Regions from separate parts of the Homo sapiens genome. Here region 2 is linked to region 1. The links are chromatin contacts, found by Hi-C or POLR2A ChIA-PET in ENCODE. All regions are on one chromosome and are shown on one strand. Each heading gives the region's core, a stretch centred on a gene start or an enhancer-like site at or near the end of the contact. The rest is flanking DNA. Distances are from core to core; before and after follow the strand shown.

Region 1 (4,967 bases), core at 1,495-3,994:
GAGACTCCATCTCAAAAACAAAAACAAAAAAACAAAAACAAACAGACCCCAACTCTCAGCATATACAAAAATCAAATCAAAATGGATTAAAGACTTAAATGTAAGATCTGAAACTATACAACCACTAGAAGAAAACACTGGGCAATTGCTTCAGGACATTGGTCTGGGCAAAGATTTTTTTGAGTAAGACCTCAAAAGCACAGACAACTAAAGCAAAATAGACAAATGAGATCATATCAAGCTAAAAAGCTTCTGAGAGGAAAGAAAACAACGAGTGAAGAGACAACCTACAGAATGGGAGAAAATATCTGCAAATTCTCCACTCAACAAAGGATTAATAATCAGAATATACAAGGATCTCAAACAACTCAATAGCAAAAAATTCCCATTTAGTCCTAATAATAGTTAACATGTATCAGACCCTATGAGAGAAACACTGTTATATCCTTTACATAGATTTCCTTTTATGTTCAAAACAATCTCACGAAACAGATACTATTATTACTCCCATTTTGCAAGAAACTAAGGTTTAGAGAGGTTAAGTATCTTTCCCCAATTACATAGCTAGTGGAGCCAGGATTCAACCCAGGCAGCCTATCTTAACTCACTCTCTTAACCACTACAAAGGAGGTGGTGACAGATTGGATATTGGGGGTGGGGGTGGGGTGTGAGTAAGCAAAAAAAAGGGTTACCAGATATACTAGGCTTCTGGCTGGTATAACAGATTGTCTTGTATAACAGACAGAAGACTAGGTTTGAGGAGAAAGGGCATGAGTTCTACTTTGGACAAACTGAGGTGGCTTTGAGGAGACCAAGTGGAGGAAAAGCTTCCCAGGGGAATGGTAACTAAATATTGAAATATTAATATATAGATCTGGGGTCAGGCGCGGTAGCTCACGTCTGTAATCTCAACACTTTGGGAGGCCGGGGCAGGTGGATCACTTGAGGTCAGGAGATCGAGACCATCCTGGCTAACATGGTGAAACCCCGTCTCTACTAAAAATACAAAATTAGGGCCGGGCGCGGTGGCTCACGCCTGTAATCCCAGCACTTTGGGAGGCCGAGGCAGGTGGATCACGAGGTCAGGAGATCGAGACCATCCTGGCTAACACGGTGAAACCCCGTCTGTACTAAAAATACAAAAACAAAATTAGCCGGGTGTGGTGGCGGGAGCCTGTAGTCCCAGCTACTCGGGAGGCTGAGGCGGGAGAACGAACGGCGTGAACCAGGGAGGCGGAGCTTGCAGTGAGCGGAGATCGCGCCACTGCACTCCAACCAACGCGACAGAGCGAGACTCCATCTCAAAACAAACAAACAAAAAAACAAAATTAGCCGGGCGTGGTGGCACATGCCTGTAATCCCAGCTACTTGGGAGGCTGAGGCAGGAGAACTGCTTGAACCTGGGAGGCGGAGGTTGCAATGGGCCGAGATCCCGCCATTGCACTCCAGCCTGGGCCACAAGAGTGAAACTCCGACTCAAAGAAAAAAAAGTACATACAGATCTGGATTGGATCTCAGAAGCAAGGTCTTCTGAGCTGTAAATTCACAAGTCATCTGAATATAGATGGTAACTGAAGCCATAGTTTAGGATGAAGAATACAGAATGGAAAATGAAGGATTAGGATGAAACCTGGGACTCCTTCGAGCATTGTCCAGGGAAAGGAGAATAGTCTGAAAGGGAAACAGATGGACCAATAGGAGAAGTAGGAGGAGCTCTGTATCCCAGAAGCCAAAGGGGAAGAATGAAGGAAGAGAATGCTTCAAAAACAAGAGAGTATAACACTCTGGAATGCAGCTAAAAGGTCAGAGAAGACGAAAACTGAAAAGAATCCATTCGATTCAGTGACCATGACAAGATCTATTCGATGAAAGTGGGCTGAGAATTGAGTGGATGGTCACAGAGAGCAGTGTTTTGTTGTTTCTAATGAAATTTACCCATATTTTAAAACCTAATGGGATGGATCCAAAAGATCCTTGATGGCGATTTATTTAATTTTCCACTTTATTTTTATGCTTGGGGTCCATCCCATGTAAGAACAGAAGCCACAGCCCCCAGAACCAACAAAACTAAAGTTATTGACAATTACTTTAAGGCCCAGTGCCAAAGCTTTGGGTCGAAAGGTTTCCAACTGCCATAGGAAAGCAAAGATAAGGAGAAATCCTCTGTAGGAAGCTAGGGAAAGGAGCAGAGAGAAAGAAGCTAAGGTGAGGCCGAGAGAATTCAATCGGAATTCGAGTCCTCCCCCAAAACGCCGCCAGGTGGAAGATGCTCGGGGCCCACCAACCCCTGGAACCTGGCCACGGCCCTGGCAGGGAAAGCAGGAATTGAGGGAGCCCTCCGATGGGGCAGACCCCTTTCCCTCCAACCTACAGCTCAGAAGCTGAAGCCCTCCAACCAGAAGGACCTGGCGTGGGGCCTCCCCAACCCCCCTGCTCGTGGCCGCACCCTAGTCCCATGGCCCGCTGGGCGGGTCCACCCCGGGCCCAGCTGGAAGATGCTGCCCTGAGGCGTGGTGGCGGCGGCAGAGGCCAAGTACTCTAGCTATGGGCACTGGCCAGCTGCTGGGAGCGGAAGCGGCCGCCGAGCCCTCCTGGGCGCTGCCCGCCGCCGCCGGCTCCGGAAACCGGGAAAACCCGGCTGGCCGGCTCGCCCAGCCCTCCGGCCCCCGCCCTCCCAGCGGCAACTCACCATTTTCCTTCCGGCCGTCAGCGGCCTGTCGCCTACACTCGGGCGCCTTTAAGAATGGCACGGCGGCCGCCTCCCTTCCTGCCCCGGCGCCTGGCCCAGTCGCCCCCACCTATCAACGCGGCCTCAGCGGGCCGGCACGTGATGGCGGACGGCAAAAGGCGCGGCTCAAAATTAGACAGAATGCGATCGCCTGATTTTTTTTTTTTTTTTTTTTTTTTTTTTTTTCTTTTCCCTGCTCCCTCTAGAGGAGGACGCTCTGCCTGGCTGCAAGTGAGAAACAAACCCAAGGTGCATACTTAAAAGTCATGCCAGTTCTCCGGACCTTTTTCGCAGTCTTCAAGCTCTGAGAGCATGTTAATGGTGACATCAATGTTTTCAATGGTAAATGTGTGTACTGACCGCAGCCTACCTTCCAAATTTGATCTCCCTCAAATCTAGGCACACCTCCTTTCCTCCCACCCTCTCCAGAACCCCACTTCTGACCACGGCTGCCTTCCAGGACTTGGTTAATCAATCTCTCTCTCTCTCTCTCTCTCTTTCTCTCTCTCTCCCTCCCCCTTTCCCTCTCTCTCTTACACACATTTCTTCTCTCTCACACACACACACATTTCTTCTCTCTTCTCTCACACACACACATTTCTTCTCTCTCTCTCTCGTCTCGCTCTGTTGCCCAGGCTGGAATGCAGTAGCACGATTATAGCTCACAGCAGCCTCAAACTCCTGGGTTCAAGCAATCCTCCTACCTCAGCCTCCCCAGTAGCTGGGACTACAGCCGTGTGCCACCACACACCCGGCTAATTTTTAAATTTTTTTGTAGAGATAGAGTCTCCCTATATTGCCCAAGCTGGTCTTGAACTCCTGGCCACAAACAGTCTTCCTGTGTGCCTCCCAAAGCGCTGGGATCACAGGCGTCAGCCACCATGCCCAGCCTCTTTTCTCCATACAAGTTATTTATTGAAGTATGAATGAATGATGATTGGTGTTTCAATGAGCACTCTTATGGGCCACTGCCTAAGTAAACATCAAGAAGTCTCTGTACCAGATGCAGACTTAGTGGAACAAGTCCAGTTTTGAATGCATGAAGAAAGTGGTTTGGGAGAAGTAAAGTTTAGGCTCTAGGATTCAACAGGTACCTTCAATAAAACAAACTGCCTGGGGCAGTACCTCATTTTGTTATGACCATGGGTTCTTGGTCTCTCAATGCAAATTGACCTGAGGCCAAAAGAGTTTCTCCAGGCAAGGCTTCATTGGAGCTTATGCCGGAGCATAAGGGAGGCAGCATAAGAGAATGAGAGAATTCCCTGACTGACTCTCCTAAAAGAGCACAACAAATTAGGGGTAGTTTATGCAGGTCAGCATTATCTGTTTGCCAGGGTTGTCTTGAGTAATGGGCCACCCAATGGTCTGGTTTGCGGCAACAAGGCTGTGAATCAATTGTTCAACATTCCTCTCCAAGGTGGGACACTCTCAACCTTGGTTATCTCCTAAGGCCAGTCATTGGAATTCTTTAAATAAAAGGACTATTAGCAGTAAGGTAGTGGTGTGGGTTTGTCATGAGTGGAAATGCATGAAAAAAATGCTCTAGTGTGGGTGAGCTGAAGCCAAGCCCCATTTCTACTGTTTTTCATTTCCCCTTATAAGATTTTACCTTCCTTATTCTTAAGGAGAAAGGGCCAAAGATCTTATCTTCTAAAGCTACTTCCTGCTGAACAGGGTTGTCATCCCTGCTTAACCCCGGGGGGCATGGAAATCTCTCACCGACTGTTCTACAGACTTGAAGGGACTTGGAATAGTTGAAGCCTGGAAGACATAAACTTTAACAACTGTACCCCTATTGAATATAACAAATAATTATTTTAAAAGCCAAATAGCACCCAGTGATAACTAATAAAATGCTTAAGCTCAGTTTAATAATGATTGTAGGAAGAGATTAGATGCCATTTGGAATCTAAGTGAATAGTCTCCTGTTGTCTGAAATATAAGGCAACAGACTTTTAATAAGAGGCATTTCTATGGAAACAGAAGAAAAACAAACGTTAATGGTTGGTATAATCTATCCAGATGTTAGACTCAAAGCATCTTTAGTTACAGAGGAGGAAGGCAGTGGCAATGTGACATGTTCTTCTTGCTTGTATCACAAGAAATAAGCTTCAGCTTGCAGGGCCTCAGAAAAAAAGGTAGTAGGAATTCTATTGAGTATAAGTCAGAAAAATGGGAGAAAAATTTGAAAACATTATTTTGGAGACTTGTAGCCCAGAAAGGTTTTAAGATCAAATCC
Region 2 (4,967 bases), core at 1,826-4,325, 170 kb after region 1:
CTGTAAATAAGCACGGTCTGAAAGTGTCAGGAGGAGCTCAGATGATCCTGAGCTCTTTGGTCTTTCTCTTGGTTTAGAATTCCTCAAGACCTATTGTAGTGACTTCTTTTACTCGACTCAGAATTCCAGGGCTTTGGTGCTCCTTAAGTCTCAGAAGAAACGCATGGTTATGGTGTCTGTCAACTTGCTGTTTATTGAAATACCTTTTATTGTAATGCACCAAGTAAAGACGAGGTGATGTGGGCACTAACTTAATGATATTACACAAACACACTTAATTGCACTTAGGGAGTTCAGCATGACATTAGTGATTTCATACAGTGAATAAGTCTCTTCTCTTTTGTTTGACAAGTTTTGTTGTCATTTAACAGATTTGCTTCATGGGAGGTAAACTTATACTTTCTAAGGATGAATGAGTGCTTTGCAACTAATGGGTCATATGTTGGAATTTAAACATATTAAAGAGTTAATTCATTTCAAGAACTTACTAGTAAATATGCACTACCCACAAGAGATTTTTAGAATAACCTCTTTTGAATGATTAATATTTATATGTAATCATGTGCATATTTTATTTGAGATTTTCAGGGTATAAATGTCGATGCAATTTCCTTTAATAAAGGAATGATATATATGAGCCAAAGTAGTGATGTATTCATCATAGATAACGTCTCACTGATTTCCATTTGCCCCCGAAGGCATCCCAAATTTGGAAGGGCCATTGTTGTTTCATCATAGACTCCTTGGCCATGACTCTTATATAGACATCTGAGGAAATGCTGTGGCAAGTTTCTTGTACCTACTTTGGTAATTGTAAACCATCCAGGACCGTATCCTTTAGGTTTAATTTATCTTGCTCCTCTTTGCCCCTCTTTTCCAAGGGAGGGTTTAGAAGATGAATTATACTCAAGAGTTAGTGTTTCTCCAGAAGATCAGACCACAAGTTGTAGAAAGCACACCAGAACTTTGCACTTCTGCCCTTTATCTTAATTCCTAGCCCATGCTTAAGCCTTTTAGGATCTATCTACATCCACCTCACATAACCATCTAGAATTCTCCCAAAATCTTGTTTCAGTAGCCTGGGAATCATGGCAGTTATATCTGCATTTGTGTGTTTCCTGGCCATATAGTAAAAATGGCAAAAGAGATTTATATGGTCAAATCCCTAGCCTTTCCATTCCTTTGCTTTATAAATGAATAACAGTGATCTAAAAGCGAAAGAATGTAGCTAACCAGTGTCATTTGGGATCTTCTGAAGTAGTACGGAAACTCCACATTCTTCAGACCAACTTGCGGCATGCCAGCACATTCCTCTCCGATGAGGTGGAGGAATACTGGTGGCTGGCCTGGGACTTGTAGGACTGGGGCGGGGAGCTGCTGTTTAAAAATACATTTAATTATATTCCTTCTCTGCAGTAACATTGATACCATTTTTAGCCCATTACAAATACTGTGATTTTCATTTAAATCACGTCCATTATCTTATTGACCTAGTTTTTATTTTGTAATCAAAATGTTCTATTTCTGGATAGCCTCACCCAGAATCTTTTTTTTTTTAAAGGTTACAGACCCTTTGTGCAGTTTTTTCCTTTCGTATCTGCGTACAGATGGGCTGCATCTGTGTTCACACAGCAGAAAATGGTACTATATTGTTCCCTTTAAGAGTGTGGGTTTTCTCTACTTAATCTCGGACTCTTCATGGAGACACAGCTGGCAAGATGCCACGAGACCTCGCATTTGGTAACTGTTTTGGTGAATGGATATTGGGAGAGTTAAGTAATCCTATTTCTATTCGAAATGAGAATCCTGATTCTCTTCTTCCATTTTTGCTCTTTCTCTGTTCGTCTGCTAGTTCCCTCTGTGAGCCTTCTCTTTCCTCCCCGCCTCTCCAGCCGTCCACTATGAACCTCACGTAGCCCTGTCTTCATTCATGCCCTCTCGGGTGCTCCCTGCTGCTTGTAAGATCCCACTTATTTCTGGCCTTTGCTTTTTCTACATTTCTTTCTCTCCTGTTTCCTTCTTTCCCTCTTACCTTCTCTTCCTTGCTGTCAGCCATGTATTTCTGCACTCTGGTTGGAAGCTCACCCTGCAAAGAACACCCCGGAGGTGTTTCCAGGGCTCAGCTGTTTTTCACTCATGTCTAGGCAGGGCCTTGAGGCCCCTGAGGAACTTTCAACTTTGCCCTCAAGACTTCCTCTTAATATTATTATTATTATTATTATTATTATTATTATTATTATTATTATTATTATTTGAGGCAGAGTCTCGCCCTGTCACCCAGGGTGGAGTGCAGTGGCGTGATGATCTCTGCTCACTGCAACCTCCATCTCCCGGGTTCAAGCAATTCTTCTGCCTCAGCCTCCTGAGTAGCTGGGATTACAGGTGTGCGCCCTGACGCCCAGATAATTTTTGTATTTTTAGTAGAGACAGGATTTCACGATGTTGGCCAGGCTGGTCTTGAACTCCTGACCTCAAGTGATCCACCCACCTTGACCTCCCAAAGTGCTGGGACTACACACATGAGCCACCGTGCCTAGCCTCTCAATATTGTTTTTCACTGTCCTTCTTGACACATGAAAATAGGCTGTGCTTCTCTTGAGGCAATAATTGGATCAGAATTTTAGGATTTTTGCATGACCAGCCATTTTATTTTGTAGGCGAGGAAGCAGAAGACCTGAGAATGACTTCCCCTAAGATTCTGAGGCAATGGAGTGGCAGGACCAAGTCAGCCACCCCATCTTCCCCTTCCCACTATGTGGTTCTCCTCTTACTGCCCTCTGTCTTAGCCGGGGAATCTTACAGATGTTGCATCTGGTGCTTCCTGGTGTTCATTTCTTCCAACCACCATTTGCCCTTGCAAATACCATTCGGTATGAAAGTATTTTAGAGCAACTGAGTCTTCAGTGTGTCACTTTATTGCCAAAAGAAGACACAAACGATGGAGTACAATGGTAGGAGTCTCCGGCTGGGTTCTCAGGGATTTTCTCAGGAATTATGTTTTGCTCCAAGTCGTTTCAGTTGACGTATTCATTCCTCAGAACCGGTAGATGACTATGACATATAATACCCAAGCTTGAGCTCTTTCCTGTCTAACTGGAGTCTCCCTTTTAATCAGGAAACCACATTTAAAGCTGTGTCCTGAACTCTGCCCAGCATGTCAGCTTGGCCAGGAAGGACAGGGAATTCCTACTGGTAGTAGCCACTGGGGACTGAGGGAGTCACGGGAGGTCAGATGGGAGCTTAGCAAGAAAGACAGCAGCAGCACAGGGTACATTCAGGCTGCTAGGATTGTCTTTTTGTTTGCGAAACTCCCTCCCTGGTTGAGGTCAGGAAAAACCTAGGATAGCAACCCCCTGGGCCGGTGACCCCACACTAGGATTTTGTGATCTAACCATTTAAAAAAAATTGTTTTTAATTGAGGAGGTTTAACATAGTGTTTAGCTTTGATCTTGAGAAGTAAGGATATTAAAAACAGCAATGTTGAGATTGTCATGTAATGTTACAGTCCTTTCATGAAAGAACAGGCACTTCAGAATCAGAAGTAGGAAGAATAAAATCTCAGAATGAAGGCTAGTCCTCTATTCTGTACACACGTAGCTTCAGGAAAAACTTGTACTGTGTTATCCAGATATTTCCTATTTAGCCACAGGTCAGCAAAAATTCTATCACAGAAGCAGTGTTGGTCTGTGATACTTGGGAACCACCAGCCTTCACTCCATGGTTGGTGCATCCCTGCCCCTGTTTCCAGGAGCAGTGTGCATGAGGAAGATGGCGTAATGACAGCACATCAGTGCCTGGCTCATATGTCATCAGTGCTCAGGAAATTGAGTTGATTTTTATTCTCTTAGATAGTCCATATAGCAGAGACATAAATTAGGCTGGATGACCATTTCAGGTTGGATTTCAAGGGACACCGCTCTTCCTTGGCTTTTTTCATCGGAGACTAGGATCTTAGCCTCAGCTTTGCAGATCTGAAGCTGGATTTTTATCATGTATTTTATGGATGACCTGGAAATACTTACACGTCCAAGCTCACAGGAGGCTACCCCATAAACAAAAATATCAGCTCATTATTTTGCGGATGAAAGATAGGCTTTTTCAGAGACCACATTGATGGATCAGTCTGCCTCCCAGTCATATGTCCTTCCCACAGCTGGAGGTAGGGAGTGGATGCTAGGGTGGCAATTACGGCACACACTTTCCTTGAGGAACACAGAATCAGTGCAATGGCAGTTGGTTGACTGAGTTTATTCCAGTCAAGTTAAGGAAGAGCCCATTCTACTTCATTGACATTGTTTTCTCTTTGTTGAGAGACATTAAAACATAGTGGTTAAGAATATAGATCCAGGAGCCGGGCGCAGTGGCTCACGCCTGTAATCCCAGCACTTTGGGAGGCTGAGGCAGGCGGATCACCTGAGGTCGGGAGTTCGAGACCAGCCCGACCAACATGGAAAAACCCCGTCTCTACTAAAAATACAAAAAAAAAAATTAGCCGGGCATGGTGGCGCATACCTGTAATCTCAGCTACTCGGGAGGCTGAGGCAGGAGAATCCCTTGAATCTGGGAGGTGGAGGTTGTGATGAGCCAAGATCATGCCATTGCACTCCAGCCTGGGCAATAAGAGCGAAATTCAGTCTCAAAAAACAAAAACAAACAAACAAACAAAAAGAATATAGATCGGGAGTCAGAATGCTTGTGTACAAATTCAAGCCTTGCTTCTTACTACTTTTGTGGTATTGGGCAACTTATTTCACCACCATTTTATCATCTGTAAATGGGGATAATAATATTTGCCTCATAGGTTTGTTTTGGTGAGGAACAACTTAAGTTTTGGTGAGGAACAAACATAGGTTTGTTTTGGTGAGGAAAGGAGTTAATACATGGAAAGTGCTTAAAATAGTGTTTGGCATATAATAAATGGCAATAAATATTAAATATTAACATGTAATGTTAAATAATACTTAATA

Evidence for each region. A loop is a pair of places that touch in the nucleus more often than their neighbours do. ChIA-PET counts read pairs that join two places held with the same protein, here RNA polymerase II (POLR2A). Pooled maps may share reads with other maps.
Region 2: a map of endothelial cell of umbilical vein shows a loop between it and region 1 (13-fold over the local background). The contact joins the enhancer-like site here to the promoter of GMFB in region 1. A Hi-C loop is called at or near these places in 2 of 168 maps with a recorded cell type or tissue (PC-9 and endothelial cell of umbilical vein) and 5 of 50 pooled maps. POLR2A ChIA-PET finds 5 or more read pairs at or near these places in 2 of 52 experiments (MCF 10A and OCI-LY7).

The regions. Positions count from the first base shown.
Region 1 is chr14:54,486,236-54,491,202 of GRCh38, forward strand. It overlaps GMFB (glia maturation factor beta), which reads right to left and starts at 2,745. Exons shown (of 7, transcript NM_004124.3): 1 at 2,690-2,745. The coding sequence starts at 2,692. RefSeq lists a silencer at 2,428-2,827.
Region 2 is chr14:54,651,101-54,656,067 of GRCh38, forward strand. The region is part of intron 2 of SAMD4A (sterile alpha motif domain containing 4A); the gene reads left to right. LOC112268133 (a long non-coding RNA gene) reads left to right here. Exons shown (of 2, transcript XR_002957606.2): 2 at 1-4,967. Among named protein-coding and RNA genes, the nearest start is that of SAMD4A-AS1, 34 kb to the right of the region's middle. RefSeq lists enhancers at 1-280, 1,860-2,596. Within about 2 kb of position 3,076, at least 20 of the 41 ENCODE cell types and tissues checked have a DNase peak (open chromatin) inside an H3K27ac peak, as active enhancers do; they include PC-9 and endothelial cell of umbilical vein, where a contact is called at or near this core.